Linked DNA regions of Mus musculus: region 2 is linked to region 1. The links are chromatin contacts, found by Hi-C or POLR2A ChIA-PET in ENCODE. All regions are on one chromosome and are shown on one strand. The core of a region is the stretch at or near the end of the contact, and the rest is flanking DNA. Distances in the headings are between cores, read along the strand shown.

The links. A loop is a pair of places that touch in the nucleus more often than their neighbours do. ChIA-PET counts read pairs that join two places held with the same protein, here RNA polymerase II (POLR2A).
Region 2: a loop to region 1 is called in a map of T-helper 2 cell, with 3 times the contacts of the local background. The contact joins the enhancer-like site here to the promoter of Fancc in region 1. A Hi-C loop is called at or near these places in 1 of 37 maps with a recorded cell type or tissue (T-helper 2 cell). POLR2A ChIA-PET finds 5 or more read pairs at or near these places in 3 of 5 experiments (Patski and embryonic stem cell).

Annotation. Positions count from the first base shown.
Region 1 is chr13:63,429,083-63,435,793 of GRCm38, forward strand. It overlaps Fancc (Fanconi anemia, complementation group C), which reads right to left and starts at 2,663. Exons shown (of 15, transcript NM_007985.3): 1 at 2,368-2,663.
Region 2 is chr13:63,241,739-63,248,449 of GRCm38, forward strand. All of the region lies in intron 13 of Aopep (aminopeptidase O), which reads left to right. Among named protein-coding and RNA genes, the nearest start is that of Gm16907, 52 kb to the right of the region's middle. Within about 2 kb of position 3,638, at least 2 of the 3 ENCODE cell types and tissues checked have a DNase peak (open chromatin) inside an H3K27ac peak, as active enhancers do.

The DNA.
Region 1 (6,711 bases), core at 1,413-3,912:
GGGAAAAAGCCAGACACAGTTACCTATTTCATATTATATAAATGTGAAATGTCTAGAAGAACTTCCAAGAAAAGGTTAATCTATAGAACAAGAAAACAAACCAAAGGCTGTCTGAGACTGAGTGGAGCCAGGATTGGCCACAGATTTGTGAGTCTAAAACCATTAAAGTCATGCAAAGAATTCTGAGTCTGAGTTCCGGCCCCCACTGACCAATTCCAAATTCATTTCATAGCTTATAAGTGAATGTAGCCCCTCAGTGATGGGCAATTTCCAAAAGCTAAGTGTGATGGCCCACGACTGAAGCCCTGGCTCTCAAAGACACAGGCCTGACCTCTGGATTTAAAGCCAGCCTGACCTGACGATATGGGAAGACCCATTGCAAGAGGAGAGTGATTTGTACAAGGACTCTTTCTTCTCACAGCAGAAAAGGCTCAGAAAAAGGATGATCAAGGCCTATTAGAGACTCCTCATGCCAAGGAACAAGAAAAACTTGTATCTCAAAAGGAGGGGATGATTTAAGAGTGGGGCACACGCCTTTAATTCCAGCACTTGGGAGGCAGAGGCAGGCAGATGTCTGTGAGTTCAAGACCAGCCTGGTCTACATAGTGAATTCCAGGACAGACAGAGCTACATAATGAAACTTTGGAAGTGATGGGGCAGCACAACACTCAAGCACTGTATTGTTACCTAAATCTGTGAATCCTTGTATTCTCTTTTCCAATAATACTAGATTTTCAGTAAATCACTGAAAATTAATTCATTTATGTCTAAGAGAAGACTTTCATATTAAAAAGTTAGCTAATCAGAAACCATAAACACCACCAGAGAATATGCATATCATAATTACATTAAGATTTTTAAGGAGCATTTCGGGATGAATTCTAGCCTGACCTGAGGCTCTACCACTCCTGTTATGGTTCTATCACTAGGATGAAATTCCTTGGGGCCTCTCTGTGGCCTAGAAAATCCAACCAACTTCCTACTGGCCAGGATGGCCTCCCTGAAGTAGCTTTTATAAATACAAGATTGGTGTAATTCTTGCTGGAACTATTTGCCAAAATATGGAAGCAGTTAAGAGCCCCATTCATTTAAAATGTGCATACAGCTTCACATGGACAACAACATACGTGCCATGACCACTCACACAAGGGAACACTGAAGAGGGCTGGGGAGCTAGCTCAGTTGATAAGATGCCTGCCATTACAAGCATGAGAACATGAATTCTATCCCCAGAACACACGTTCGTTGCTGTGTGTGCGTGTGTATTTAAGGTTTTAAGTGTGTGGCCCACATTTGTCATCTCAGCAATGGGGAGGCAGAGAAAGGCATAACCCCAAGGGCTTGCAAAGTCAGGTGACCTACAAGCCAAATGTGATGGGTGTGAGGAGAGGCGGGGGACGAATAAGGAGGGAAAGATGGGGCACTCCTGACACCACCTCTGGCCTCTACATACACACACATAACCGCCAGTTGTTCAATTGTGAGCGTTAAATCTGCCATTTGGAAGCACCCTAAAGGCGAGGGCCATCCACAAATAGGTATCTCACGTCGGTCACACCCGCTTAGATTAATTTAATGAGGGATGGGATTTTTCGAATCATCTCATACTAGAGGAAAAGTCCAGGCACACAGAGGTCTTCAATATCATTGGCCTGTTCCAAGATTTTCATCCAGCACCCCCTCCAAGCCCAAGCACCTAAAAACTGTTCCAGTAAGGCAGCAAGACAGCAAGACACAAGCATTAAACACTCTCAGGCCTTGAATGGGCCTCTGGGCCTGTCACTCAAGCAGCTGTGGGAGGGCGATCTTGAGACCCTGAGCAGAGCTGCTCTAATGGATGGCGAGCAATAAGCTTCACCTTTGCCCCAGTCCTTCCAAAAGTACCTGCGGCTACGTTGAAACCAGAGGGAGAGGATTTGCTTAAAACAATAAAAATAAAAATAAATGGGGACGAAGGGTAAAGGACAGATGCCTCTCTACCATCGCCGCGAGCCAAGCTCACCAAGCTTCACCTTGGGCCTTAGACCCCACCCCTCACTGTCGGTCCCGCCCCGCCGGGCTCATCTGCGATGGCGCAGCCCCCCTCCGGCTCCTCTCCCTTGTGGAGCGGCCCCTCTAAGTCGTGCGGGCTCCCGCCGAGATCAGTTTCCGTGTGGTCACGCCCACCGCGTCTGTCGGCCACTGCCAAGCTGGGTTCAACTCCCCGATTAGCCACGCCCCTCACCGTCGGCCTCACCTCCCACCTGGCTCTAGCCCCGCCTCCCGCCAGGCCCCGCCTCCTGCCGGGCTATATCTTCCCCCCCCCCCAACCCCCCACATCCCGCCCCGCCCTCCCGCGGCTCGCACCCGCCCACCGTAGCTTCTCACCGTCCTGCCTCAGCTCCACCGCGCCGCGGGAGCGCGGCTCGCCCACGTTGAGACTCGGGCGCACGTTCTCGCGAGTCTTCTCTGCCCTAGCAGGAAACGGCGGTCTTCCCGGGTGGTCCTCACCCAGAGCTGCCTCAGCAGACTGGGCCGCGGCGGAAAAGAAGCCACCGCCCGGCTTCTGCGGCTTGAAAACTTGGCACAGCCTCACGGAACTTTTTTTGTTTTGACGTGTTTGGAATTTTCCCGCGGCCGCAAGGGAGTGGGGCTGCGCGCGCGCTCGCACGCACGCGCAGTGCACTCTGGGGCCCAGCGCGCTCCCGCGGCATGATGGGAAGATCTGAATCTCTCCTGGAGGAAGTGGGCGACTACGGGCTATAGCTAACTCGCGGCGCCGAGTGAGGGCTTTAGAGAAGAGAGAGCCCTGGAATGTGGTTCTTGAGAGACGGGAGTTGCCAGATAGGTCAAACTCCACATAGGGTTCAAGCCTGCTGGGCCCAACCACAAACGAGTTTTGTCTGTGGTTAGTGATCGCTCCAATCCCTAGTCAGGCCCATGTACTGCTTAGTTCAGGTTCAAATCGGTTCAAAGTTGCATTTACGCCACATAAGTGGAAACTTCTTGTCAAGTGAGACATGGCTTATCTTTTATTCTTGAATTTTTAACATTACATTTGTGTGCATGCCAGGTGAACCTAGAGGTCAGTTTGTGGGAATCAGTTCTCTCACTAATGCAGGTACCCAGTCTTCAACTTGGTGGTAGGAGCTTTTACCTGATGAGCGAGCCATCTTGCCAGCCCTTTCTTAAAGATTTTCAAATTTAGATCTGCATGGTTATTTACAGATGTTTGAATTGGGGAAGAGTCAGGATAACCTTAAACTTTTAGATTTTTTTGGTTTGTTTGTTTGTTTCGAGACAGGGTTTCTCTGTATAGCCCTGGCTGTCCTGGAACTCACTTTGTAGACCAGGCTGGCCTCCAACTCAGAAATCTGCCTGCCTCTGCCTCTGCCTCTGCCTCCCGAGTGCTGGGATTAAAGGCGTGTGCCACCACGCCCGGCTTAAATTTTTTTTTTTAATTAGTGCCTAAGAACCATTCGTTGTAATAAGACCACAACTTAGTGCCTTAAAAATAACATGTAGGGAGGAATATATGCCTGTAATAAATAGCTCTTATTTAAATACTCTGTTGCAGGATATTTGATCATACTGTGAATCCCGAGGTTGTATACTAGAAAAAACTATCTCTACACGTGTGGCTTAGCCCTAGCACACTCCTTTAATCCACGATCTTTCTGTTTATTGTAAATTGAATTTGAAAGAGAAGAATAAAGACTAGCCGAAAGACATTGGGTTGTAGAAAAACAACTGCTGAATTAGATTACCTGTATGCTTTAATTAAGGGAGCGGTGTAACAGATAGCTTAGCCATTAAGAGCACTGGCTGCTCTTCCAGAGAACCTGAGTTTGAGTCACAGCATCCACATGGCAGCTCACAATTATTAGTAACCCCTGTCCAAGGGATCTGATGCCCTCTTCTGGCCTCCTTCGGCACCACACTGCACAAACATTAATAAGTCATAATATCCACACACACAAAATAACAACATCAAAATTTAAAGGGAGACCCCAGGGGAACCTGATCCCAAAGTAACATGCCCTGCTTTATGGGATCAAGTGGCATCAAGCCTTTTAATATGTCATTTTAGTCAAAAAAAAATAGCACGTTTAGTGAGACAAGTGTGAATGACACCTTAGCCCTGAAAAAGCCATATAGTGACAAATTTTAAGATTTTTGTTTGTTAGTCTTTGTATTTACCAGCAAAAACAATGTGGAACTAGGTTTGTTTCTTGTCTTTTAGAGTGAAAGTAACCATTTTGGTACTCATATTTGTGTATACACACACACACACACACACACACACATATATATATATATATATGAAAAAAAGCTACCTGGAGTCAGACAACTCTTTGTGTCTCTGGGTGTTAGGAGTCTGGCCAGTCCTACTTTGTAAGTTAGCTGTCCAATGAAAGCCAGCCATAGGGAAAGCACCATGACTCTCCTCACAAGAACCTGTTTTAGGAGAAGTTTAGAAAACCCTTCCTACTTTGGAGGAAGGAAAGCTCAACCTTCTAGCTTTGTTTTAGTACCTAGATGCCAGTAATCACACAAGCTACCTGCTTTGGCTAAACAGGAAAGAAAAATAAGTTTTTATTTTGTCAAAATGAACATTATTTTAAGCCCCTGTGACTTGTCACAGGACTAAGATGAAGCACTGTAATAAAGTCAGATTTCCGTAATTAATGAAGATTCTTGTCCTTTGCCTTAAGCTTGGTCTAGAGAAAGGAACCATCCTCGGGCTAATGTATAGTTGCTTTTCCTGCAGAGACCATCAGTGAGTACATGGTTGTTACATGAGAATAGCCAAGAACAGCAAATGACATTTTAAAATTGGTGGGGCTATTGGGGCCTGAAATTATAAAGACAGGTAACCTATCTCCTTACTAAAAACATGTGAAGGCTGAAGATCAGAGGAACAACCCTAGCCTTGTGGAATCTCTAACAAGATTCCAGAAAACAAAAATCTGTGGTTTTCCCCCATTGAGCAATGAATGACATGTATACTCTTTTAGGAGAATGTGCAACCAATTTTAGCCCAGTTTTATTTAGGTCAGTAAACGCATGCATTCTTATTTAGAGCGTACATCCCAATCCTGGTGTGTTGTAACTAATTTAGCACGTTTTTATTGCCTGCAGAAAGTAATAAGTTACAGTTTCAAATGAGCACATGGCTTAAAAATAGTTTTCCTCATAAGTATTTAATAATGATTCACTTAGCATGAAATTAATATTAAAGAATTTCTAAGAATAAGCACTTAAAAATTCCAGTTGAAAAAGGAAGAAATTATTCACATTTGTGACTTGATTAATCCTGGCAACCATTAAGTCAGAAAAAAAAAGTGAATTCCATCCTATTCCTGTGTCAGTTTCAGATTGACCCTTAAATCACTGAATGTTTTCCCAAAACGAACTTAACTGCATCTTGTCTATTTCTATGCTTAATGAAGGTTCTAGTCTTCAGTTTGTGTGTGTGCACCTGTGTGTGTGTGTTAAACTGTACTTTAATTCTTAAAGATGCATAGGAACAAAACATGTTCCTTATGTTTTGAGTGATGAAATGCCCAACGTGACTGCTTAAGGGAAAGGTGTGTCACCACCCACTGACTCCTCGGCTGCTTGGTGTGGTGAACTCACACACTGGGACACAGGAAGCAAAGAGGGAAAAAGGGACCCTGCCCTGACCAGGCACAACTGTCAAAAACACCTTCTACACACCTGCTTCCAGCCAGGCTTCACCTCCCTCAAAGTTTTGACTGCCTTTCAAAGTAGAACTGCCAGCTGTGACCCAAACATTCAACACTTGAGCCTCTGTGAGATATTTCATAGTCAAGCCATAACACGCAAGCATGAGAAACCAACATGTAAAACAGTCATAGTGGCTATGATCCCACTACTCATGAGCCTGAAGCATAAAGGTTGCCTGGGAAACACAGTAAGGCCTCAAAAAAATCAGTGTTTAATGAGCATCTCTGTTCTGCAGCGTTTAGTGAGCATCTCTGTTTGGGGAACTTCCCCAGGCACTCTATGGTCACTGTCTCACTTGATCTCTAATTCCAGTACCTGTAAGTAAAGCAATGCTCCCAGTTTGTACACAGCCAATAAAGAATAAATCAGGGTGCTGGGGATTAAACCAAGCTGCCGTTCATACTAGACAAGTGTTGTACCACTAAACTACATCCCCAGCCCCCAAAGAATTCATTTTAGATGTGAAAAAACTTCACAACAGACAGTGGCATGGTGGTGTTGATAGAATGGATGTTTGGGATTCTGAAAACTTCGTGTTTTTATGCTGCCTACCTTCATTCAGGCTCTTTTGCAATCTTTAGCTTCTGTACCAATTTCTTATTGCTGCTAGAACAAATGACCAGACTGAATGATTGAAAATGAATGCATTGTTCTATGCTTCTATAAAACAGGGATTCCATGTCAGAACCAGTGGTCTAAAATTAGATGTCAGTGGGCTTTTGTCCTTCGGAGCTTAGATGCTCGGAAGGAGGTTTCCTTGCTCCTAGAGGCTATGTGCTTTCCTTAGCAAATGCTCCCAACGGTGTCTCTTTGGATTCTGACCTTACTTCTCTCTTCTAAGGACCCTCGTGATTGCTTCTGCCCGCTCCCGTAATCCAGGATAACCTCCCCATCTGAAAATGGTTGATTTATTCAGATCGACAGAGAGCTTGCACAGAAGGCGATATATTCACAAGTTACAGGGCACTGTTGTTCAGTAGA
Region 2 (6,711 bases), core at 2,388-4,887, 190 kb before region 1:
TGCAAGGACATCTGGTGTGCCCAGAGATATGTGTTTGTGTGGTATCCCCACCTCTTTTCCCCCCCGGCTAGCCCAACAGGCACTTTCCCTGTCACACCTGGGAGAAGAGTCTGACAAGGAAGGCAGGCACTGTGCAGGACCAGGTGAGCAGTCAGATCTGTGACCCAAGGGCATTAGAGTGCAACCTGAAAGGCACAGGACCTAGGGGATTACTGAGGTGAGCGTTCATGCCAAGTCTGGTGCTAGGACTTGATCCTGTTGCTGGGGGGCCTTGAAGTAGGTCGCTCACTGTTGATTCTGATAAGTTGCCTGGCTTGTACCTTAATACCCAGCACTCAAGAGGCAAAGGCATGAGTTTAAGGCTAGTCTAGTCTGCATAGTTTCAGGACAGCCAGGGCTGTGTAAAGAGATCTGTCTCAAAATAAAATAAAAAGGAAAACAAAATTTGAGATGTCTGCTGGGCCACAAGCAAGTTAACACATGTACTTTCTGTGCCCCACTGTGCATGTGTCTGCGTTCACTGGTCTAGCAAGACTGAAATAAGAGTGTTCATGTCAGGCATGCATGTTCTAGACCTAGCTGTTGTCTGCCCCTTTGTCTTCTTTGTCCTTGCCCTCTCCCCTGATGACCAGATGTCCTCTCTCCATGTCCTCCATTCCTCAAATGTCCCCCACTTGAGGCTCTCAGAAGTCAACCCAGATCAGACCAAACTGGACTGGGCTAGGTGGATCTGGCCGAATGGTCTGTGGACTAGATCCGAGTGACTTCAGCTAAGTGGCCGGTACTAACTATGCTAGGACTGCAACGTTTTCCTTCCATGGGTGGAGGCGGCTCTTACTGCCTGGTAAAAACAGAACTGTTGGGATAACTTGAGAAAGGAAAACAGCCACGGCAGGCAGCAGGCCAGGATCCGAGCTGTGTGGAAAGAATGCCATTTTATGGGAAACATTTTGTTTTACCCTTAAAGAAATCATCTCAGGCACTAAATGATGGGCATAGTCTGATGGAGCTTGAAATATTAGCTGAGAGTTTGAGCCAGAAAAGCAGTGCAGTGAAGTCTGAGCTGTGAAGAAGCAAATGGAACAAGCTGAGTGACTTTGCCACCTCACCCTGTGAGTGACTGGAGTGCTTTCCTAACTGCCCTGGCCTCATGTCCTGTCTCTCTCTGGCCATTCCTGTTATCAGGAAGCCATCTTTAAGGACTTTATGTACCCATCTGAAGGACCATCATTCTTCATTCTCCCTTTTACATCTCCACAGGATGTCCCTTGACATCCCTTTCCATGTTGTCCTAGCTTCCTATCTCTGCCACGGCTGTAACCAGATTACCTCAAGCCCGTGTCCTCTCTCCTGCTCCTGAATTGTTTCCCACCCACTCTGATGTTCTTCCTTTCTCTGTTATTTCAAATGCTTGTTATTTAGTCTGAGTAAATTTGGCTACAAAAAAACGAGAATGTGCATAGCACACAGACTACAGTCCTGGGCTAGCTCTGTGGGGCTGGCTAGAGCTGTGATTCCAACAGTGAAAAGAGTGTGTGTGTATGTGTGTGTGTGTATGTGTGTATGTGTGTATGTGTGTGCGCGCGCGCACGCGTGTTAACTGTAATAGCTTTTGCTACATGATCTATTATTGACTTTGGAAGAACACATTAACTTTTAAACATAAATTGTGTATCACTATTATACAGTAAGAATTAATATTTTAAGGTATGTACATGAAAATAGAGTTTAGATAACTTCATTATTCTAAGAACTAAAATATATAACACAATAGCACCTTATGCAATGGTATATTTTAAAGACAATGCACTTGGAGTTTAAAGAAAACTCTCTATTGTAAGATTCAAAAGACTCCGACTTCTTGATTACTGCACATTTAATAACTTAGAGAAAACCCCCTTTGCCATTTCCATTTTAGCCTTTGTGTGCATGCTGAGATCAGAAGTATTCATAGGCTGGCTTTCCAGCCACTGGGGTGACTCACAAGCCATCCTCTGTGTCTGGTGTATCTGAAGCAAAGGTCCAGAGGGTGGTGAACCAGCCTTTGTGAGTCATAGTGTCACCGAGAGCCGACACTGTTGACTTCTGTCACAATTTGGAGCTTACAATTTTCTTAAACTCATAGTGATGTGTCCAGGTTAAATATAAAGACTGAACAGGGGAGTGAGGCACATGGCCCGAGCTGTTCATGGCCCATAGCGGCAAGTAGTCAGCTCTGTCTCTTCTCCTTCTGATAAAATGCTAAAGTTTGGAGCAATTTAATCTGTTTTTACAACACCTTTCTTATTACACACTTGACTTGGAGCCACAAAAGCAGTGGTGATCTCTGTTGGGGTGAGAATGCACCGTGACTTTTAAGTCTGTGAATTCAGGGAGGTCTACATTCTGTTTACGCCTTTGAGACGCAGTGTGCACTTGCTACACTTCTGCCGTGTGTGTGTGTGTGTGTGTGTGTGTGTGTGTGTGTGTGTGTGTGTGTGAGAGAGAGAGAGAGAGAGAGAGAGAGAGAGAGAGAGAGAAAGGGAGAGAGAGAAAGCGAGCGAGCGCGAGCGCACCCAGAATGTTAAAGGTAGGTGATTTAGGCTTGAAATAGTTTGTCACAGTGTTTGTCTTTTGTGACATAAGTCTTTTATATTCTGTTGTAATTCTGGAAACCAGTATTTAAGATTTTTGTTTTGTTTTAAAGTTACTTAACTCTTTACTGGACTCACAGCAGCCAGTGGCGGCTGATAGACTTCAATCACTTGTAGCCCTGGATGCACAAGCCAGTAGTAAAAGCAACCCTTGAGAGCTGGGAGCATGCAGCCAAGTGCCCACAGTTACTGGTAGCCACTCCCTGCACCCAGCAACCTGGTGGGTATGGGTGGCTGCCCTTATACCTGAGGCAAGGCTCCCCTGGAGTTTCCTAGGCATGGTGCCCTTGCCTCTTTTAAGAGTACTGTTGCTTTGTGAGAATCCATAACTAGTCCACACTTGCCGAGCTATGGTCTCATACAATAGCTTCATTGATTCTTGATTTCCATAGAAAAGCTTTATGGGTTCTAATGAATTACCAGCCGCCCTTCACCTCCTCAGAGAGTGTCTTTGTGTCCTGGGCCTTGCCTTTGGAAAAGGACTTATGTGAGTGATGGGTGCAGAGTAATTAATGAAAGTTGTTATGAAGCAACCAAGCCGGGGAGGGTTGTGTGTGTGTGTGTCTGTGTGTCTGTATGCAGTTTACTGTATTGCTTAGATGCTTAAGTAATCCTGTGTACCTGGGCCTTGTTTCTATACCTCTTCCTACCCTTGTATTTATAATAAATCTTTAACAAATACAATATTGAACATTCTATATCCAAATCTCATGTCAGATCAAATCATGCAAGATCTTGACATTTTTGCTCTCTTTAAGCTGGACCAAGAGAAAATTGCTATATTTTGTAGCCTCAGGAAGACAGTCTGGTTTGTGTAATGTTATACCATTAAATTTTCATCTGTTCCCTAGACTGATTCTTTTTAAGAGTCTACAACTTAAAACCAGAAGAGATTCTGACATCTCTGTGTGTTCTGAAATCCCTGCCAGCTTTAAACTGGTCTAACAGGAAAAATTAAGACCATGACCGGCTGCCCTCAGCACTTACTCCTAACAACAGTCACCCGCTCGTCCCCACGCACCTCCTCACAGCCTCTCTGAGTGGAACCATTAATGCACCCATAGCTGACACTTGCCGAGTGTCAAGCCCAGTTCTGAGTGATTTATGTGCAGCAGCTGACGTGAATGTCCCACTGAAGCCCGCCACAACCCACACAAAGACAGTGCAGACTGCATCGGACACTCTGTGTACGTTGGTGCAATATTAGCTAGTCAAGTAACTGCTACAAAAATAATGCTTTGGGCAGTATCCTAAAATTCTTAGTCCTCAACCACCAGCACAAAGCGCACATTTCTAAATTGAGACAATCTCAACCAGCATGTATTTTGAAAACACTTGAAAGTATGCTGATAATTACACTTGTGTTGATTTCAGTGTGTTTGATGCCAGCCACCACCAATTCTTTCCTGCATCGAAAGATGAAAGCTATTTTCATATAAAACATAAGAGTGGAAAAGGGAGGTGGGAGAAGAACATTCTTGTGGCTTTTTAGTTACTTTTATAGGCAGCGTTAATTTCATTCCTGTGACAGAATGCTTTCCTTGGCACTCACTCTCATCTTAGGCATTTTAATGAGCTGCTGTTTTGTGCCTGTGCTCATATGGCACTAATAAGATGTGTTATTTTTAGTAGCACCTACTGGTGTCACCTTGGGTTAGGACCTGTCATTGTTTCCATTAATTATGTGTTACAGCAGGCGGACACTTGAGTGTATTCAGCCTAGACGTCAGCCAATGTGTATCTGATATATATTCAACCTTGAGAGCCCCGCACTTGGAGAAGACCACATGTGGCCTCACAAGTATTTGTGGCATTGATTAGATGATGAAGCTCACAGTGGTATTTACGTTTGCAATCCTCCATGATGCTGCAATTAACCAAAAAAAAAAAAAAAAGCCAAAACAAAACCTTTTATCATTTTGTTTAAGCTTGCTATTTATTTTGTTCTTTACTGGTTTTCCATGAAGATTCCCTGGCTTTCCTGGAGACAGTCTCTTTAGTGTCTTCTAGAAGGAGGGCTTAGAGGTGGGAGAACCTGAGGCTGAGCCTGATGCTGGCCCCTGGGTTTGCTTTCCTCTGAGAACCCCTTTACCCCACAGGCCGCAGGCAGGCAGGTTTGTGAAAGTCCTACCTCAGTTTCACTTTCATATGAACTAGTGAGTTGGTCCTGTCTTTTGGGGGGGATTTGGGGAAACGTCTGATTTGGCTCTCCAGGGTATTTTTTATAAACACCCTCCTTTCTTTCGTATCGATTGTGTGATATGAGCAGGAAGGAAATTAGACACCGTTTCTGTTCCTTCACCCTTTATCATGTGACTTGAAATGTCCTTTTACTTCCAAGTAAATACGTCTGAACAGGGAACAAGCCGACTGTTTTTCCTGTAATTCACGTGCGGGCATTGTCAGCAGGAGCAGTGGTGTATACTGTCCTTCTAGGGAGTACATATGACCTCAGGACACTGGCACACTCCAGCCCTTCAAGGTCGCTCTCAGGTGTTAGCTCTTCCTTTCCATATTTGGAAGCTCGTTCTGTTGTCTGCTTCTCGGAAGGGTTATGGTGACAGTACTGAATCATGGCTGTGTGGTTGTAAGTTTGTCCTTAAATTTTACTTGTAGTTATTTATTTGGTCTCATTTCTTTTCTTCAGAGTGACCTGGTGTTTGGTTGGTTTTTGTTTTCCTTTCTGGGTGTCTGGATTTCTTTTTCTTTAAATTCCAAAAATTTTACTGTAAGAGTAGATTATTGTGGGTCACTTTCCACAGTTGCCTTGTGGCCTTGAGTTTAAGTTCTCTGGTTTGTAAGTTAAGAGCACACGTTTTTTGGCTTTTCTGTGAATAGACTTAAAACCGAATGACTTGATTTATGACGTGTTTTGAATCTGTTATTCTGATGTCCTTTCTAGACTCTGTGCTTAAGATGTTTGAAATGTAGAAACTGTTAAAGGCAGACCCGAACTGACAGAGATGTGGGCGGTTCCGGCTCTGTATGTGGGTGGGGGTGGGGGTGGGGGGAGGAGGGCTCTGGGCGCCACTCAGGGAAGGCAACTTAGGAGCAAGGTGCTTTCTGAAGCCTCTCGGCTGGAAAATTCCATCTCTGTTCTGTTTTACTCTCACCAAACCCTGGGTTTATATGTTCTCAGCTATATGCTCACAGAATAATACACAGAAAAACAATTACCTATTCGATGATGAGTAACATAGAAAACTCAAGTCAGCTAGTTTCCCCAGACACTGTCTTGAATTTGTTATACAACAAGCTCTCTGTCAAAAACTGCTGGGAAATGCCAAGGAAACATGAGCTGTAGTTTCTGGCTATGTGAAGGTATAACACAAGACACACCAACAATCAGTTGTAAAGCAATATGCAAGAAATAACCCGAACCGCACAGCAGAAGCAAAGGCTTCCGTTGTGTGATGCGTTCATCCGAGAACATCCTGCGCTCCTGTCGCATGCCTGGACCTTCTTTTGATGACACAACGCTTCGCACATCCGGGCTGGAAGTTATGGTGGGAAATGGAGTAACTGAGTTAACTGAATCCATTTTAATACTTTTGTCTGGTTTGTAGGCAGGGACAGGAATGGCTTTGATTGATTTGCATGTGAGCTGTGGTGGTGGTCTTCTTCCTTGAGAACATCGTTCTTATAGTATATCCCCTCAGGCTTTGCAAGTGAGACTGAAGCCTATGACCTACGTTCTGCCAACACTTAATAGGATGATCAAGAGATCCCAGGCCAGTGTGACCTCATCTCTGAATCATTATTCACCAAATTGTGTCTATTTAGACAACTTCATTACTAACTTCATTTCATATCCATGACATACAAAACCCTGAGCAAGGAGTAGAGATTATAAGAATTGGAGAAAAGCAGATTGGAAAACAAAGTTAACGAGGTCCCTATCTCAGGTGCAGGATGAGCGCAGTAGGTCAGCAGTAGCTGTGGGTCTCCTCCAGACTGACGGCAGGACACTGATGCGTTTAGTTCATTCAACTCCGGCTATTTTGTAGAACTGAGGAGACCGTGATTTCTGCGGTTGACGTTCAGATGGTCATCCTGGACAGATAAAGTGTGAAATTAG